Regions from separate parts of the Homo sapiens genome. Here regions 1 and 3 are each linked to region 2. A link is a contact called in ENCODE Hi-C or POLR2A ChIA-PET data. All regions are on one chromosome and are shown on one strand. Each heading gives the region's core, a stretch centred on a gene start or an enhancer-like site at or near the end of the contact. The rest is flanking DNA. Distances are from core to core; before and after follow the strand shown. Region 1 overlaps ZRANB1 (zinc finger RANBP2-type containing 1). Region 2 overlaps LHPP (phospholysine phosphohistidine inorganic pyrophosphate phosphatase). Region 3 overlaps CTBP2 (C-terminal binding protein 2).

Region 1 (3,074 bases), core at 71-2,570, 440 kb before region 2:
GTCCACAAAGAAATCCGTTACTATCAACTGCTGTCTTCCTCTCAGATAGCAGACGCATTTCCTAACAAGTAATCCTCTGTATGCTCACTTCCAGCATATATAAGACAGTCAAGTAATTTAAGATGCACATACAGTAGCTATGTTATGTGCTTTCTAACAGAAACATTTTTCACCTACATACACAAATGTAACTATAATAAAATAAAAAAGTCTTTTTACGTTAGATTTTGGAGTTACCTGCTGGCAATGTAAATGTTACAAGGTCAGTCAGAAAATAGCAAGCAAAATCCCCCTTTCTCTGATGAAGAGAGGCAGCTATCTCTCTCCGGATTTGTTCTGTCAGTTCAGGACACACCATTGCTGGAATACACTTTGCTGCTTGTTGAGACACCTTAAATACAAAAGAAACCTTCCTCTCATCTCATGTATCATAAGTGGAAGCAGAAAACAACAGTATTTAAAAGAAATCAGCAAAATTTCCCAATAACTCAAGGTTTTCTTTAATCTTAAAATACACTGGTATTATTTCCTTACCAATGAAAGTATATACCAGAATAAGTTTTCAGTAACAGTCACAAAAATGTTTTATCCTCTGATTCAGTAATTCTCTTTAAGAATTTATCACAAGGAAATACTCAAAGATGCACATAAAAATGTATGGAAAAGGGTGTTGTTCATAGACACATCACAGGAAGAGGAGAGAGGACAGAAAACCTCAGTAGACTAACCATCGTGCACACAATAAAAACATTCTTTAGAAGCAGAGAATCACAGCTGATAAAGGGAAACTGCAAATACTCTTCTCCCACACCACAAGTTTCAAGTACCCTAACTTGGACTTAAAAAAAGCACGGTATTTAAAGGGTTAGTTCCCACTGACCTCAAGCCCTTTCTTCCTCTCCATTTGTTACCACTCTTGAGTTTTTAAAAAAGCATTTGGCATCTGCAAGTTTAAACACAGACTGCCAACCTCTGAAGCTCAGCCTGACAGGAGTGAGATGGGAGCACTACTGCACAGGCCTCTAAGCAAGAAAACAACAAACCAAAGAAGGCTAGAACTTTCTTTTGTTATTTTTTTATTCTTTTTAAAATGCTAAATAGCAACAAATGTTGCAAAGATTTAATTTAACCTCACATTTCAGTCATATCTAGTTTGTGGAGCTAAATAAAAATACATACACAGAATTCTAAAATCACAGTTGAGCATCTGCGAGTAACAAACAGAATTCAAGGCCAGGCACAATGGCTCACGCCTGTGATCCCACCAACTCTGGGAGGCCGAGGCGGGTGGATTGCTTCGGCTCAGCAGTTTGAGACCAGCCTGGCCAACATGATGAAACCCTGTCTCTACTAAAAATACTACTACAAAAATTAGCTGTAGTCTCAGCTATTTGGAAGGCTGAGGCATGAGAATCACTTGAACCCGGGAGGAGGAAGTTGAAATGAGCTGAGAACGCGCCACTGCACTCCAGCCAGGGTGACAGAGAGAGACTCTGCCAAAAAAAAAAAAAAAAAAAAAAAACCCCAAAGAGAATACCGTGGGAACCCACAGTGAGCCTGTTCCCTGATGTCACCAACCTGGACGATTATCCCAAAGGTAGCCTTCCAGCCACAGTGGGGTGTGAAGCAACAGGTCTTCCAGCCCCTTCTTCTTCTTCTCAAAGAGTAAGGTTTAATGATAATGTTATCTACATCATATATGCAGACAACTAACTGCTATTGCTATTAAAGAAATAATATTTCAAAAACCCTGCATACCCAGCACAGTTACCTGACTCCCTATTCTGAAACTGCAGCTTGGTGCAGTGGCTCACACCTGTAATCCCAGCACTGTGTGAGGCCAAGGCAGGAGGATCATTTGAGCTCAGGAATTCAAGACCAGCCTGGGCAACATAATGAAACTCTGCCTCTACAAAAAACCCCAAAATATTAGCTAGGCATTAGTGGCATGCACCAGTAGTCCCAGCTACTGGGGAGGCTGAAAGGTGAGAGGATCACTTGAGCCAGGGAGGTCAAGGCTGCAGTGAGCCATGATCACTCCCCTGGGCAACAGAGAGAAAGTCTGTCTCAAAAGAAAAGAAAAAAATAAAAAATTTAAAAACTCCTACGTGGAAATTCAGTTCAACTAGACTTTATTGGCCAAGATTACCATTAACCATGAAAATTCTCACTATATCTTAACTCCATGAGCCCAACCATTAGTCAACACTCAAACATGGAAAACCAAATATTAAATATTTTCAGAATATAATTGACTATTTCTCAAGTAACATAGTTAAAATGGCTCCCCCAAAGTAAATTCAAAAATAGCTTATTCCCATCAGCTAGCTCTCAGGCCCTTTCCAAAAACCTGGAAAGACCTTTCCAAAAACCACCTGGACTGGACCCTGACTACCACAAACATTCTAAAAGAAACTTAGCCCCCAAACAACCCCTTCCACCACCATCCTTAAGCAGGATGTGCCCCTGAAGCCTGCCACTCACCTTCTCACCTCCTTCAACCTTATGGTTCTCAACCATCTCCGTAGGCTGGGAGTTCTTAACTTAGGGTCCATGATCTTGGGAATGGTCCATGTACTTTAATGGGAATTTGGTTTTAATTCAAGTTAAATCAATTATCCCCAACTTTTTACCTATATTAAAATGTATTTTCTTATATATCACAAATTTAGTTTAGTATTTTGGTAGCTATTACTTCAATACAACTGATTTCCTTTGTAATCTCATTTACTTCTTATTTTTTGTATTTAAAAACAGTATTCTGGGAAGGAGTCCATAAGTTTCATGAAACTACCAACATGGTCCATGACACAGAAACCGATGAAAATTCCTGCCCCACATACATATCCCCAACTCTAATGTTCTCCTGTTCTCATTCCAAAAGAACTTGGCTGAGCATTCTCTGCAACACACCCCCTTAGTCTAGACTTAGTCCAGACTCCCCCACTTCCAGTCTCCCTACTGGCCCCTTTAATTCTGTCCTTTGGAGTATTTACTCCATGGAGACTGAATCCATGACCAATTTTGCTCTTTGCCTGGAACAAATCCCCTCCACCTCTCCCACGCTGTTCCAG
Region 2 (3,379 bases), core at 805-3,304:
AACAATGGCCCAGCCGGGGAGCTTCCATCCAGCCTGGCTGGGGTGGCCTCGGAGCAGGAGCAGGAGTCTATTTGGGACTGCATGCGGGAACACTACCGCTTCCTCTTTCCTGGTTCCAGACAGGTTAACCCCTTCTTCTCCCTCCTGCTGACTACTGCCAGGACAAAACAAGGACTGACTTCCAGCCCCAGACAGCATCCCTGAAAGCCACAAGGCCTCTGGGCAAAATACTCGGGAGCAAGCCAAAAGGCAGGCCCAAGCCCATGGACCGCAGGGCCAGTCTGCACGCACACGCGGCAGGGGTGGAAAAGCCCGGGGACCCAGTGCCGGCCCCAGCCCCCACCTTACAGGCCTGCTCCACCCCGGCTTCCGCGTCTGTAACAGGGCAGAAGATCACTGGTTCTCAAGCCTTTCCAGTGGTTTTAAAGCAGCAGAACCTCCCACCCCAGCCCAGGGGAATCCTGCCTGGGACCCCGGAAGAGATGAGAGCTTCTCTGGCTGAATTAGGGGAGGTCCAGGGGCCCCACCTTGATCTCCCCAGTTCCCCTGAGGGAGCAGAGCAGAACTGGTGCTCAGGGGCCCACGGCCTGAGGAGCCTGAAGCAGCTGCTCTTGCAGCCCTGTGGCACTGAGCTGATTCAACAGGCCTGAGTGTCTCCTCCTGATACCTGGCCTCTGGCCCACAGGTCTTCACAGCATGCACCCCTAAAGGCCAGCAAGGTTTAAACACCCACCAGACTAGGCCAGGCATGGCGGCTCACGCCAAGCTAATTCCAGCACTTTGGGATCCCGATGTGGGAGAATCACTTGAGGCCAGGAGTTTAAGACCAGCTTGGGCAACATAGCAACAGCTTTGTCTCTACAAAAAAAAAAAAAATGTTTTTTTAATTAGCCAGGCATTGTGGCATGTGCCTATAGTCCCGGCTACTTGGGAGGCTGAGATGCGAGAATCTCATCAGAAGTCGAGGCTGCAGTGAGCTATGATTGCACCACTGCACTCCAGCCTGGGTGACAGAGCAAGACCATGTCTTAAAAATAAAATAAAAGCAAACCACAGGACTAACTTAAAGCTGTGTGGAAACAAATGGAACTGACAGTAACCACCACATGTGGCAGAGTGGTTCAGAGCATAGATGACGGAGTTCGACTCCCAGGGTTCAAAGGCTGTGTGACCTTAGGCAAGTTACTTAACCTCTCTGCAAAGTGAGGACGATGTCAGTTCTCTCTCATACAGGCGTCTGGTGGGTAAACAAGCTCATGGAACAATTTCTGGTGGAGTGGGTCCTGCATCTGTCACTGTTGCGATCAGTGTTTTCCCAACAACCTTAGGAAGAAGACATGTTGCTATCGCCACACACAGTGGCAACGCTGAGGCACAGAGAAGTTAAGTAACCACCTATGGCCACACAATCGAGAGAGGTTTCACCCCTAGGCCACAGCCCGGGTGCCTGCGTGCTGTAACAATAGGCGCCGAGGACCCAGGAAGGAATGTTTCCCATGGCGAAATCTTTCAGATGGAGTCCAGGACACCTGAGAAAATACCAGATTCCATTGCTCTTTCTTTCCCTTTCCTTTCCAGGCCTAGAACTACTTGTAAGGCCTCACTGCTACTTTATACGGTCAGGTCAACAAGATCCTCTCCACCTCGTGTCAGCCAAAGCCACACCACCGACAGCGCCAGCCTGGGGAGCACCCCCCTCGCCGCAGCAGGGCCCCAGCCCGAAGCCCCGAGAGCGCATAGGAACCTGCCAGGCACCGGGCGGGAAGGACGGGCGCTCACAGCGGTCTCGCCTGTCTCCCGGGGGCCTCACTGGGCCTCAGAGCTTCCTGCAAGGCCCCTCACGTGATCCGCTTTTACAGACAGGGAAGGAAGCATGCAGGGGTGAAGTGGCCCAGGCAGGTCAATGGTTAGGTCGTGGGTCTGAGATCTCATCCCCTGCCCTTGACCCCAAAGCCCAGGCCTTTCCCCGGCCCTAGGCCAGGGCTGGTCAGGCTGAGAGCCTCCGGACCTCCCGTCTAAGCCGTCCTCGGCCTCCGACGTGCCGGTGCTGCCCTCTTCCTGCCGTTGGCTCTCTGCAGAGTCACAGATACAGGAGACTAACAAAACAAACTAAAAGACAAGCTACCTGCCCTGCTGCGGTAGAGAAAGACAATCCAGCATCTGCCTCCAGCTGCTGAGCTCCCCAGCACCGGAGGAAAGACGGCCATGCCAAATTCCCGGCATGGGCCGCCAAGCCTATGACATGCAGGGCGTCTTCTCTGCAATTGTGGGTGGCCCATGCAGAGAGACTCTCCTGCGTCACACTCACTTATCACGCCTAGGGCCTCTGAGGGGTTTCCAACACAGCAAAGGGCTCTGCTTTGCCTGGCCCACTGCCCCCAAGCTCCCCACCCCAGGCCCCCTGCATCCCCCGCCCCAATCCCCAAACTCTGCCGTTAGAGCCTGCATGGGCAGGGCATCGACCAGGGCAGATGTGGTCCCTGCCAACCCAATGAGCCTCGACTCATGGGAAAGCCCTGAGCCCCTGTGTCACTCCCTATGCCTCAGCCCCTGCATTCCATATCCCACTGAGTCCTCCTCGCGCACCCCTGAGTCACTCCAGGCACACACTTGGGGTCTGGCCCTGGGCTGGGGCCCTCTGCAGCGTGGGACCCTTCAGGCCACATGGTCTTGTTCATCTCATCACCCTGCACACTGCGGAGCACACGGCAAGTGCCTGCAAAGCTGGGCTGTGTCTTGGATATAGTGCGGGTGGCAGAAGCGGGCCACCTGGGTGAGGACGGGGGGTTTGTCCACTCACACGGGGGTAAGGGAGGACAGAGGCAGGGAAGAGCCATCTCCTCCTCGCCATGCAGTAGGCCTTGACCTTTACTTATTTAAATGAAAAGTCAACGTTTCCAATCAAGCGCCTATCCTTCTGGGAGGGGCTGGTCCCCAAGGCGTGCCACACTCTGTCCGGGTGACACTGACTGCCACAAGGTCATCGGAAGTAAGGGAAGCCTCCAGGCTGTGCTTGGGCAGACGCTCTCCCCTCCCCATCCGAGGACACAAACTTTTGGGTGACATGGTCCATCCAACCCCCCACGCCCCTGCCGCCCCCAACTCTGCACAAAGTGAAGGCAGGAAGCCGCTCTGGGGGGTGCATTTTGCAAATCAGAGCACATGGTCCCTGGGCGAGTTTTCCAAGCCAAGCAGTCTCCCTCAATGGTCTCAGTTTATGGCCCTGTGGTTCTATCCAGAAGTGTTGGCCTGGCTGAATCTGCCCTCAGGAATATCTCAGATGCCTGCAGAGGCCAGGCTGACAACCCCAGGCCGTGATGCACCCAGCATTCCACTCCCATTGCTTCCCTGAACTACCTCCTGCAGCCATGTATTAATG
Region 3 (3,044 bases), core at 241-2,740, 460 kb before region 2:
GCCGTCACCAACACTTCCCACTCCCTTCCCTCAAACTGCAGCACACACATTAAACCACCAGACCAACAAAACTAGCTTGCAGCTTTCTTCTTTAAACCTTGGTACAAGAGTCTTCCACCATGCCAGTGTGCCTGTAACCGGCTTTTCTTTCCTTCCACAGATGAGGCAGGGAGCATTCCTTGTGAACGCAGCCCGTGGCGGCCTGGTGGACGAGAAAGCCTTAGCACAAGCCCTCAAGGAGGGCAGGATACGAGGGGCAGCCCTCGACGTGCATGAGTCAGAGCCCTTCAGGTGCGTGTTGCCCCAGCCGCCTACCAGGAGCCCACAGGGCCCAGCTCCACACCTGACCCCCACACTTTGAACTCGAGGCCCTTTTCCCAAACAGGTCCCTGGGCAGGAAACTCCAGAGATGACATTTACAGTCTCTGTTCTTCTAAGGATTGTGCTGTATTCTAATTGTAAAAGGGCTGGAAGTTTCCCAGAGGTCATCAGGGAAAGGAGAGGCAGAAAATTGGTGGGGGTGTGGCAGTGGTTCTGGTCTTCAGACAGACAGGCATCATCTCTGCCCTGGATTACAGCAGGACAAGCCTTCAATAGAATTGGGCTTTTTGATCTACCAATTATACGGTTCTTACACAACTTTGATAATTACATTCAAAAATTCCCAGCCTTCATAAAATATCATCACAGATGTTCCTGTATCCATGCTATCTATGTAGCTACTTTTCTACATGGCCAAGAGCTCCCTTGTGCTGAGGAGGGCAGGGAGCGTATGCGACATTTCCCGCTTACTCTGTTTTTTCTACATTTTTCTAGCTTTGCTCAGGGTCCGTTGAAAGATGCCCCGAATCTCATCTGCACTCCTCACACTGCCTGGTACAGTGAGCAGGCGTCACTGGAGATGAGGGAGGCAGCTGCCACCGAGATCCGCCGAGCCATCACAGGTGAGCCCCTCCGTGCCTCTGGCCTGCCAAGGGCAGCCTCAGCTCCACAGTGCAGCCGGCTCCTGTCCTGCTGGCTACAGGCAGCTCTCGACAGGTAGAATTCACTTTTAGCATCAAATTTATATGAGTTGGGCCCTGTTTATTTACGTAAGCCCTGAACTAAACTTCACAGAGGGAACCATTCCCTTTAGTCCCAGACATTATAAACTCGGGGGTCGGGGGGCACACAGAGGCTGAAGGTCAGTGTTGAAGAGCTCAAGCACTTGGGCCTTTGGATGTTCTACATTTTTACAAATGCTTATTTCCCCACATAAGCAGCTACAGGTGTAATGTTGAACTTACTGTGATTTGTAAAAATAATATGATTAATTTTAATCATCTTACCCTAGGTCGCATCCCAGAAAGCTTAAGAAATTGTGTGAACAAGGAATTCTTTGTCACATCAGCGCCTTGGTCAGTAATAGACCAGCAAGCAATTCATCCTGAGCTCAATGGTGCCACATACAGGTGAGAAAAGGAACTGACTTTGTCTCAGCTTGTGAGCACCACGGCCCCGGGGCCAGGGAGAGAAGCCCAAACTTGGCGGAAGCTTAACCTCCCGCAGATGCTAAGTCAGGGTCAGAACAATCAGCCTTCTCAGCAGGAACTGTGTACACCGCCCCCATTTCTTCCAATGCCTAATTTCATGGAACAAACAGAAGCTCCTATTTTAAAAGGGGGTGTGTTCGGTCAGATGTGATTGACCACAGGTGCTAGGAACTGCCTTTCATTCTAAAGCCATCTTAAAACCAGAAGGCTTCCCAGTCACGTGTGGTGGCGCACACCTGCAGTCTCAGCTGCTAGGGAGGCTGAGGTGGGAGAGGTGCTTGAAGCTGGGAGGTGGAGATTGCAGTGAGCCGAGATCACCCACTGCACTCCAGCCTAGGCCACAGAGTGAGACAATGCTGCTACCCCCCGACCCCACCCCACCACCAAAAAAAAAAAAAAAAAAAGGGCTTCTCAAAGAGAAAGGTATACGTAGATAAGATGTTCAAGTGCAAAGGCCTGTGAGCAAGTTCATTTTCCAATTTGAATCTTATGTCCACAGAAGGCATTCTGGTACAGTCAACTCAGGATAGTACAATCAACTCAGGATGATGACCTTGTCCACACACTAAAAATGATACCTGTAGTTTGGGTCAGCTGAGAAACTGGAGCCATGTTTGGGAACGCAGAGTGGGGGAAAGACAGGAGCCCTCACAGGGAGAAGGGGTTCCTTTTGTGGTATTTTCCATGCACGAATCGGTTTTCTCCCACACCCCCCCCCCCATTATTGCTGGCTTCCCAGGAAAATCAGTAGCCCCCTCATGCATAAATGAATGAAGTTGCAGCCTTGAATCTTAAGAAAAATTTTTGCATATTCTAAACCAGGGTTTCTAGCTCTTGGCAATAAGTATATTTGGGGCCAGATCATTCTCTTCATTCTCTCGTAGGAGGCCTGGCCTGTCCTGTGCATTGTAGGACGTTCAGCGGCATCCCTGGCCTCTACCCACGGGATGCCAGTAGCACCTCCCACTCCCACTCATGATGATTGAGAATGTCTCCAGCCACATGTCCCCTGCTGTAGCCACAGTGACGACCAGGGTGCATTCAGTTTGTGTAATGAAGGCTCTGACACTCTTGAAGAAGCTATGCCGGTGCTTGCAGGTCACATGGCTGTCTTCACATTTCATCCAGCCCCGTCCTTTTGGCCCTCAAAAGTATTTTGAGCCTATCACAGCACCAGATTCCCCTGTTGGGTGGAGCTGGGGGCCCACCTCTTCCATGTCTCCATTGTTATTTATCCTTCACGTAAGCTGGGGCTCTTAGGCCCCCTAGAACAGTATGTGTGCACTGAGGAAGGGACCCTAATGACCAGAGTCCTTCTGAAGGTCTTGGTGACAGGATGGCAGGCCAGGAGCTGGGGGTGGGGTGGCTACCATAGTGAGATGCCTCCTCCTCTACCTGGATGGATGATAAGTCTGTGTGAATACACTGAGTCCCACTTTGCCCGAGGACCCTGTGTTCTGTGGTTGGCGAATGCAGTGTGTCCTCACACAGCACTTCGTGCTTGCAATATAA

Evidence for each region. A loop is a pair of places that touch in the nucleus more often than their neighbours do. ChIA-PET counts read pairs that join two places held with the same protein, here RNA polymerase II (POLR2A). Pooled maps may share reads with other maps.
Region 1: a loop to region 2 is called in a map with no recorded cell type, with 4 times the contacts of the local background. The contact joins two enhancer-like sites. A Hi-C loop is called at or near these places in 5 of 168 maps with a recorded cell type or tissue (HCT116, IMR-90, chondrocyte and 2 more), 12 of 37 single-sample maps with no recorded cell type and 14 of 50 pooled maps. POLR2A ChIA-PET finds 5 or more read pairs at or near these places in 1 of 52 experiments (RWPE1).
Region 3: a loop to region 2 is called in a pooled map, with 7 times the contacts of the local background. The contact joins two enhancer-like sites. A Hi-C loop is called at or near these places in 6 of 168 maps with a recorded cell type or tissue (HCT116, IMR-90, chondrocyte and 3 more), 9 of 37 single-sample maps with no recorded cell type and 9 of 50 pooled maps.

Annotation. Positions count from the first base shown.
Region 1 is chr10:124,969,282-124,972,355 of GRCh38, reverse strand. ZRANB1 (zinc finger RANBP2-type containing 1) reads right to left here. Exons shown (of 9, transcript NM_017580.3): 3 at 238-391. Among named protein-coding and RNA genes, the nearest start is that of ZRANB1, 29 kb to the right of the region's middle. RefSeq lists enhancers at 1,435-1,534, 1,625-1,804. Within about 2 kb of position 1,320, at least 7 of the 41 ENCODE cell types and tissues checked have a DNase peak (open chromatin) inside an H3K27ac peak, as active enhancers do.
Region 2 is chr10:124,533,071-124,536,449 of GRCh38, reverse strand. The region is part of intron 6 of LHPP (phospholysine phosphohistidine inorganic pyrophosphate phosphatase); the gene reads right to left. Among named protein-coding and RNA genes, the nearest start is that of LHPP, 73 kb to the right of the region's middle. RefSeq lists enhancers at 2,291-2,823, 2,824-3,357. Within about 2 kb of position 2,054, at least 8 of the 41 ENCODE cell types and tissues checked have a DNase peak (open chromatin) inside an H3K27ac peak, as active enhancers do.
Region 3 is chr10:124,991,102-124,994,145 of GRCh38, reverse strand. CTBP2 (C-terminal binding protein 2) reads left to right here. Exons shown (of 11, transcript NM_001329.4): 8 at 161-291; 9 at 817-944; 10 at 1,334-1,451. Among named protein-coding and RNA genes, the nearest start is that of MIR4296, 40 kb to the left of the region's middle. Within about 2 kb of position 1,490, at least 10 of the 41 ENCODE cell types and tissues checked have a DNase peak (open chromatin) inside an H3K27ac peak, as active enhancers do.